3 separate regions of the Homo sapiens genome follow, and regions 2 and 3 are each linked to region 1. A link is a loop called in an ENCODE intact Hi-C map of the cell type or tissue named here. Cell type or tissue: HepG2. All regions are shown on one strand. Region 1 holds the start of AKR1C3 (aldo-keto reductase family 1 member C3). Region 2 holds the start of AKR1C2 (aldo-keto reductase family 1 member C2). Region 3 has its middle 37 kb from the start of AKR1C8.

The links. Hi-C counts contacts between places; a loop is a spot of excess contacts. Peaks named below come from ENCODE experiments on the same cell type or tissue, not always from the same donor. Only the 100,000 strongest peaks of a DNase experiment are listed, where the experiment ranks them.
Region 2: it touches region 1 in a loop (8-fold over the local background); 34 of 110 quality-filtered maps call a loop at or near these places.
Region 3: a loop joins it to region 1, with 6 times the contacts of the local background. A loop is called at or near these places in 3 of 110 quality-filtered maps.

What each region holds. Positions count from the first base shown.
Region 1 is chr10:5,093,472-5,095,971 of GRCh38, forward strand. It overlaps AKR1C3 (aldo-keto reductase family 1 member C3), which reads left to right and starts at 943. Exons shown (of 9, transcript NM_003739.6): 1 at 943-1,057. The coding sequence starts at 974. It overlaps LOC124900291 (U8 small nucleolar RNA), which reads right to left and starts at 72; the gene lies at 1-72. RefSeq lists an enhancer at 786-1,080. In HepG2, a CTCF peak has its summit at 1,368 (motif pointing left); DNase peaks (open chromatin) are centred at 910 and 1,310; H3K4me3 peaks cover 2,121 bases.
Region 2 is chr10:5,001,714-5,004,213 of GRCh38, forward strand. AKR1C2 (aldo-keto reductase family 1 member C2) reads right to left here and starts at 2,144. Exons shown (of 9, transcript NM_001393392.1): 1 at 2,039-2,144. The coding sequence starts at 2,122. In HepG2, no CTCF peak of the experiment used is centred here; no DNase peak of the experiment used is centred here; H3K4me3 peaks cover 1,914 bases.
Region 3 is chr10:5,146,470-5,148,969 of GRCh38, forward strand. It overlaps a transcript of AKR1C8 not described here. Among named protein-coding and RNA genes, the nearest start is that of AKR1C8, 37 kb to the right of the region's middle. In HepG2, no CTCF peak of the experiment used is centred here; DNase peaks (open chromatin) are centred at 992, 1,402 and 2,002; H3K4me3 peaks cover 1,351 bases.

The sequences.
Region 1 (2,500 bases):
GCAAACTACATTCATCATGTTCTAATCTGCCCTCCAAAGGAAGGAACAAGTGAAAACTATCCCACATGAGAATTATTCATCCATTTATATGTAATTAATTTCCAGTTTTTCCTTACAAATAATGTTTAACAAGATGACAGATTATATAAAATGGTTATCAGTTTTTTGGCTAGTTACTTCTTGATAGTCTGTAATAAACCTGGTTGAAGAACAAATACTATTAAGGCACTGCTTGCATATATTAAATGATGTCCAAACTCCAAAAACTGTTAATAATTAACACTCCAATAAAAACTACACCAGAATTTCTTTTTATTTGCACCCTCATCAGGATTACAGCTTTATCAGGACTGCATCTTCTTCAGAAATGAATATTTCTCTTACAACGCAAAGAAAGAAAAATCAAAATAAATTTTCTGATTGAAAATGTAAAAAGGCAAATATTTTTACAGTTTTAACTTTAATTTTTTATTGAGGACCAACTATTTGAAAAATTCTCATTAGTCATTCCTTTAAATTATGTGTATGTGAGAGAAAGACGTAAGATGGTTAATTATTTCAAATGATGCAGTATAAAGAAGGGGCATTATCACGGCAGAAACGAAAAAAGATATTTGTAGCTGGAGGTTTTTATAGTCTAACATATGGTTGCTATTTGTTCTACAAATCCTTTTGAATAATTTAATATAGAGATTTAGAATAGAAAATAATACTTTAGATAGAAATTAATGAGTTTATTATAACCATATATTATAATAATTTACTTAGGAATTCTCTTTGATAAGAAACAAATGAACTGAATGCAATTTTCTCCACAGACCATATAAGACTGCCTATGTACCTCCTCCTACATGCCATTGGTTAACCATCAGTCAGTTTGCAGGGGTGGGGGGAGGGGTTTCCTGCCCATTGTTTTTGTAATCTCTGAGGAGAAGCAGCAGCAAACATTTGCTAGTCAGACAAGTGACAGGGAATGGATTCCAAACACCAGTGTGTAAAGCTAAATGATGGCCACTTCATGCCTGTATTGGGATTTGGCACCTATGCACCTCCAGAGGTAAGAATAATTCCTTTTAGTTTTCGGATTTCAAAAGAATAAACCTAGTAGAAGTGAAACCCGTATTGGGTTGTAAGGTTCGTGTTCCTACCTTACTCTGGATGACTCACTGGTCTAGGTTTCCTAGGCTAGGAGAAAAAAGTAGGCAATCCTTGTTCTGCATTGAGGTCCATTCCTATGGTCACGTACTGCTTATTTTTCGTTTGTGCACTGTTTCTTTCTTCTGTTCATGTCTAGTTCCCAGCTTGGCAGAATATGTAAAACTCAGTATTGAAGAACACTGTTGGTCATCTCCCTCTGGTGGAGATTAATTGCAATAGGAGTGATTTCTCTGTTTCTACAACTGAAGAAATCTTTCCATCTTCCAAGAACATACGATCCAGAGAAATACTTATAGCAAAAATTACTGGATATGGTGTGCACAAAACTGTCGGCAGAGTATCACTGTTCTGATGGGCGGCAGTGAGTGCCACCCAGTATTACCGGACCTGGACTAGAGTTTCCACTGTACTATTTCACTTTTAAAAAGAACTTCCTGAAAGAAAAAAATACCACCTCATTTTAAGTAAAATCTAGAACCTAACAAAGGAAAGTCTAAATTCTTAGTCCTTTTTTGTATGCATCATATTTGTATCAAAGTGGTAGGAGTGGTCTTCTGACACAAAAATGAACAAAATGGAGACCTCATTTTCTAGATAGAACTTGTATTCCAAGACTGTCCTCAGGCTACTAAGTGTGTGAATAGGAACTAATTATTGAAATTTGAGTCTCTCACTTTATCGATAAGTTGTGATGATCTACAAGGATACATTTTCTAGACCAGTGACAAAAGTGGTTTAATTTTTAATATAAATTGGCATGGGCAGGAAATGAAAATAACGACACAACTGAAGCTCCAGCCTTGGTAAACCTTTGAGTGTTGGCACACTTAAAGACTGCTCTCAAAAAAGATTTAAAAAAAAAAAAAAAGACTGTTCTCAGGAGATGGCGGGGAGACCGTTATCTAGTTCCTTGTAATTTCAACGAAACAAGAAAGCTTCTTTAAATACATGTAAAAATGAAAACAGTTTATTTATATTTTTGTCATTAAAAAATACCTTTCAAATCTTTATCCAAATTTGGTCAATAAGTCAGTAATTTTAAATTTCACTGGAATTCTGTCTTTCCTGAAAGAGATAGCCTTATTTTTTATGGCAGAACTGTACCTTAGTAAATTCTTAACAGATTTCAGTGAATTTTTAATGTACAAATCGATATCCTCAGAGTATACATCTTTACCCCTAGTGTTCAGTTCTGTTGTGTAGCCAGAATGACTATGCAGAAAAGACTTAATAGACTACTATTCACAGATGCTTTATTTCCCAAGTGAACCCTAGTTGGGTCGATGTAACTAGCATCCAGTCAAAATCTCAAGAACTGAGACACCAAAGAACATCTCTTGTA
Region 2 (2,500 bases), 92 kb before region 1:
CTAATGTGCCTGAGAGTTAGTTCGGGCACAAGCAGCAACGTTCACAAAAATCAGCTTTTCCTCCTTTCTTGGATGAGCTCTGTATGTAGAATCATAAGCCCATCCCAGTCTGACTGGGTCTTTCCCATTTAGTAATAAAGGTTGGGCATAGCAGGAACTTCTGCAGTCCCAGAAAAATCACTGCTTGACCACTAGCTTGGAAGTGTCCCCAAAACAATTTCACTTTCAGTGATTTTTTGGAAAAATCAACAGGACGCAACTATAGTTACAGACATAATCTTAATTATTTTTAGTATGGTGAAATTAACACAAGGAAATAGCCACATGGAAGGAATTATGAAGGAATGCAGTGTAAGCTCCTGTGATTCCTCTCCCACCATGTTGCACAGAGCGCACTGACTTTATCCAGCATCATATTTTGTCAATGTATGTGAACTGTTGTCTACAAGAGATGCCCTCTACATACTCCATTGCTAAGATTTTGTCTGGGACTGGATACATTGACTCACTCTGCCTAGCAGACACAAATCTTCCAGTCTCCAAAAGCAAAGCAGGTGCACAGAAACCCCACAGTTTACACAAACAGTTACGTAGAGCCACCATTCTTATCAGTTAGGAAACAGGGAGAACTCCACTTTCTCAGATGCCAGCAGGTTTATATTGGAAATAGGCACATCTATGGATAGCAGTCTATTATGTTAGATCTTTTCTACCCAGGTTTTGGCCATTCTGTCTGCATAACAGAACCAAATACTAGGAGTAAAGATGTATACTCTAAGGATATTGATTTGTGTATGTAAGAAATAGGCTGCAGGGAGTAAGTGATTAGCAAAATGGGGTTCAGCTCCATAAATTCAAGGCAACTCTGTCAGGAAACATATGATTGCAGTAAAATTTACAATTATTGACTTATGTAACAAATTTGGATACAGATTTGACAGTATATCTTTTAAATGACAAAAACAGAAACAAAGCAAACTATCTTCCCACCTTGAAAGTATTTCAGAGGCTTTTTCCTGTGAAATTACAAGGAACTAGATACCGGGTCTCACAGCCCTCTCCTCATACCATCTTTGATCTTCTCTTCGCTGTGCAAGCAATCAAAGGCTTACCAAGGCCGGAGCTTCAGTGGTATCCTCATCTTTACTTCCTCTCCATGCCAATTTATATTACAAAATAAACCACTCCTGTCAATGGTCTTCAAAATGTCCCTTTGTAACTCCTTATGTCTTATAGATGAGAAATGTGAGACTCAAATTTTATATAACTAGTTCCTATTCACACACATTGTATTCCCAAGACAGTCTTGAGATACAAGTTTTCTTCCAGTGTAGAAATAGCATTTAGCTATTTCTAAATCTAGAAAATAAAATATATTCCATTAATTTTCTTGTCAGAGAAACAAGAAATTTTTCTGTTACAATATTTTGATACAAATCTGACCCATATTAACAAAGACAAAGAATTTAAACTTTCCTTGTTTGGTTCTAGTTTTTTTTTTTTTTTCTTAAAATGAGGATATTTTATTATTTCAGGTAATTTTCCCAGAGGTGAGAATAGTACATGGGAAATTCTCTTTAGGCCAGGTCTAGTATTACAGTGTGGTGCTCAAGGCCGCCCATCAGAACAGTGATACTCTCCCAACAGATTTCATCCACCCCGTCTCCACTAACTTTTGCCATAAAAATTCCTCTGAATTGTATCTTCTTGGAAGAAGTAAATATCTGTTCGACTATACAAAGAAACAGAGAAACCACTCCCATTGCAATCAATCTTCAAGAGAGGGAGCAGGCAAGCCGTGTTCTTTCTGCTGAGTTTTATAGACTCTGACAAGCTGTGAAATAAACATAAACAGAAGACAAAACAGTGCCACAAATAAGCAGTAGATGACCCTGTGACAAGACGGCATTGCAGAACAAAGACTGACGTTTAAAGGGGAGTCATGCAGAGTAACATAGGAACACAAGCCTGACAACCTGGTCAGCTTCCACTTACTCTAGCTCCTTTGAACTCTCAACACTAAAAATATTATTGTTACCTCTGCAGGCGCATAGGTGCCAAATCCCAGGACAGGCATGAAGTGACCATCATTCAGCTTCACACACTGGTATTTCGAATCCATTTCTGTCACTGGCCTGGTTAGCAAATGTTTCTTCCTCCCTCACAGGCTATAAGAGCAATGAGCTGGCAACGCCCCTGAGCACACTGTCTGCTGGTTAACCAATGGCATGTGAGAGGAGGGACAGAGGCAGTCTTACACAAGCTGTGATAAAAATTGCATCCAGTTCAACCGTTTCTTACCTAAGAAAATTCATAAGTAAATTATTATGTGGTCATGATACACTCATTAATTTCCTCTGAAGTATTTTTGCTATTCCAGATCTCTATATATGAGACATAAATTACTCAAAGAGATTTGTAGAACAAATTGTGACTTTACATAAGAATATAGAAACCTCTAGCGGCACAGCTCTTTTTTGTGTGTGCCATGATGATGAGT
Region 3 (2,500 bases), 53 kb after region 1:
GACCTAAGAGCTTCTAGATATCCCGAGAGAGAAGCTTATGTCTCGTAATATAGAAAGTGCTAATAGTTTACAATATGAACTGTTTTTGCAGATGCATAAACTATCCACATTACCATACTCCACAATTTGTGAAAGGCCAGGAAATTAGTGACTCTATATATGATACTTTTGAATAGTTATGGAAAACTATTCAAAATAACCCACTCTATGGGTTGTCTGTTTACTCTGCTGACTGTTCCTTTTGCCATGCAAAAGCTCTTTAGTTTAATTAGGTCCCAGCTACTTATCTTTGCTTTTATTGCATTTGCTTTTGGGTTCTTGGTCATGAAATCATTGCCTAAGCCAATGTCTAGAAGGGTTATCTTCTCAAATGGAAAGCTTTGTCACTAATGGTATGTCTGTGATTATCGGGTATTAAGATCACTCACTCAGGATGTACTGGTTCTAGGTGTGTAGAGAAATTAGATACTGTCTTAGTACATTTGTGTTGCTATAAAGGCATACCCGAAGGTGAGTAATTTATAAAGAAGTCTCTTTGGCTCATGGTTCTGCATACTGTACAAGAAGCATGGCACTGGTATCTGGTAGGCCTCTGGTGAGGGCCCCAGGCTGCTTCCATTCATGGCAAAAGGAGACGTGGAGTTAGCATGCGCTGACGTCAGATGGTGAGATAGGAAAGCAATAGAAGGCGAGTAAGGTGCCAGGCTCTTTTTAACAAGCAGCCATCAAGAAAAGAAATAATGCAAGAATTCACTCACTACTGCAGGCAGAGCACCAAGCCACTCATGATGGATCTGTCCCAATGACCATAACAATCCCACTAGGCCCCACTTCCTACATTGAGAACTCAGCATATGGTTTAGAGGGTCAAATATCGCAATTACAGCATTCTTCCCCTGGCCCAGCACCAACTTAAAATTCCAAAGTACAAAAGTTCATCTCAGACTCAAGGCAAGTTCCTGCTGGTTATGAGCCTGTGAAGTCAAAAACAAGTTATTTGCTTTTGAAGTACAACATCGTTATCAGTTGTGAGTAAACATTCCTTTTCCAGAAGGTAAAAAATTAACCAAAAAAAAAAATGGTGTGGGTAAAGTCAGGAGAAACAGGACCTGTGGAAGCCAGAATCCCAGCAAGGCAGACGTTCAACCTTATAGTTCCAAGATAATTTCTGGTGACTTTGTGTCCTGCATCCTGGGCACATTGATGCAAAGGGCCAGCTCTCAAGCATTTGGGCAGCCCTGTCTCCATGGCTTTGCTGGGCACAGCCCACATGGCTACTCTTACAGGTTGGAGTTCTATGCCTGTGAGACTTTTCCAGGCAGAAGTTTCAAGCTGCCAAAGGGTCTGTGATTCTGGGATCTGGACGGCTGTGGTCCTGCTCCCACATCTCCACTAGGTAGAAACACCATGGTGACTTCTGATCCCACATTTCTGCTTATCATTGCTCAAGTAGAGACTCTGGGTGGGGCCTCCACCCATGCATTAGGCTTCTGCCTGGCTCAGCGAAGCTGCCAAATCTCAACTACTCTTGTGCCACAGAGATATCAGGTTTGAAACTCCCCTCCTTTTTTTGTATTTTTCTACTCAGCATTTCCTCCAGTAGCCAGGTGTGAGGCCTCTGGCTTCACAAGACTCAAGGGACTAGGTGGCTGCTACGTGGGGGCTTCTGCCTGAAGATTGTATACAATCTGGCTGAATGAGAAACTGATCTCAGGAGGCCAGGAGAATGCTCAGTAGTATAGGAGATAGAGAGGAGGAGGAACATAGGAGATAGAGAGGAGGAGGGGAGAAGCAGGGAAGGAGGAAAGTAAAAATAAGAAGTGGGGAGGAGAGATGCAGGGCATCCTTGAGTCAGCAATAACACTCATGTGCCTCAAATAAATAATTGATCTTATTGTAAACCAAAAAGTAACCCAGGCAGATATCAATCTATTAGAGGTTTGTTTTGGCAAGGTTGAGGACACACCCAAGAAAGAAAAATGCAAGTCACAGTAAGATCTTTGACCTGAACTTTTTTCAAAGAGGATTTTGGGAACTGCAATATCTAAAGGGTAAAGAACAAATATTTGAGGATAAAAAAATGCAGGTCAGGTACAGAATGAGGCAAGTGATTACATTCTTGTGAGCCTCTTATTAGTGCTCACTGAATCTACTATCTTACACGTGAAAACAAAGCAGTAGGGAAAAAATTGTGCATTTGTCTTGCGCTCAATAAATCTACATTTTATATAGGATATAGTAAGCATGCAAAATTACAGATATCTGTTTGGAAATAAAAGGAAGGCAGCTTTTGGATGACTCCATTACCAAGCTTAACTTTCCTTCTGACATAGTGAGTATGGGGTCCAGAGAATATATTTTTCTTTCTTTCCTTTCTTAGTAAGGCTCATTCCTATGTCATACCAGGAAGTCTAATTTCTAGGAGGCTGTGAAGTCTTGCGTCCTGTGGAAGAAAGCAGGGACAGAAAGAAAGAAAAAATAGAAAAAAAGATGCCAAGGT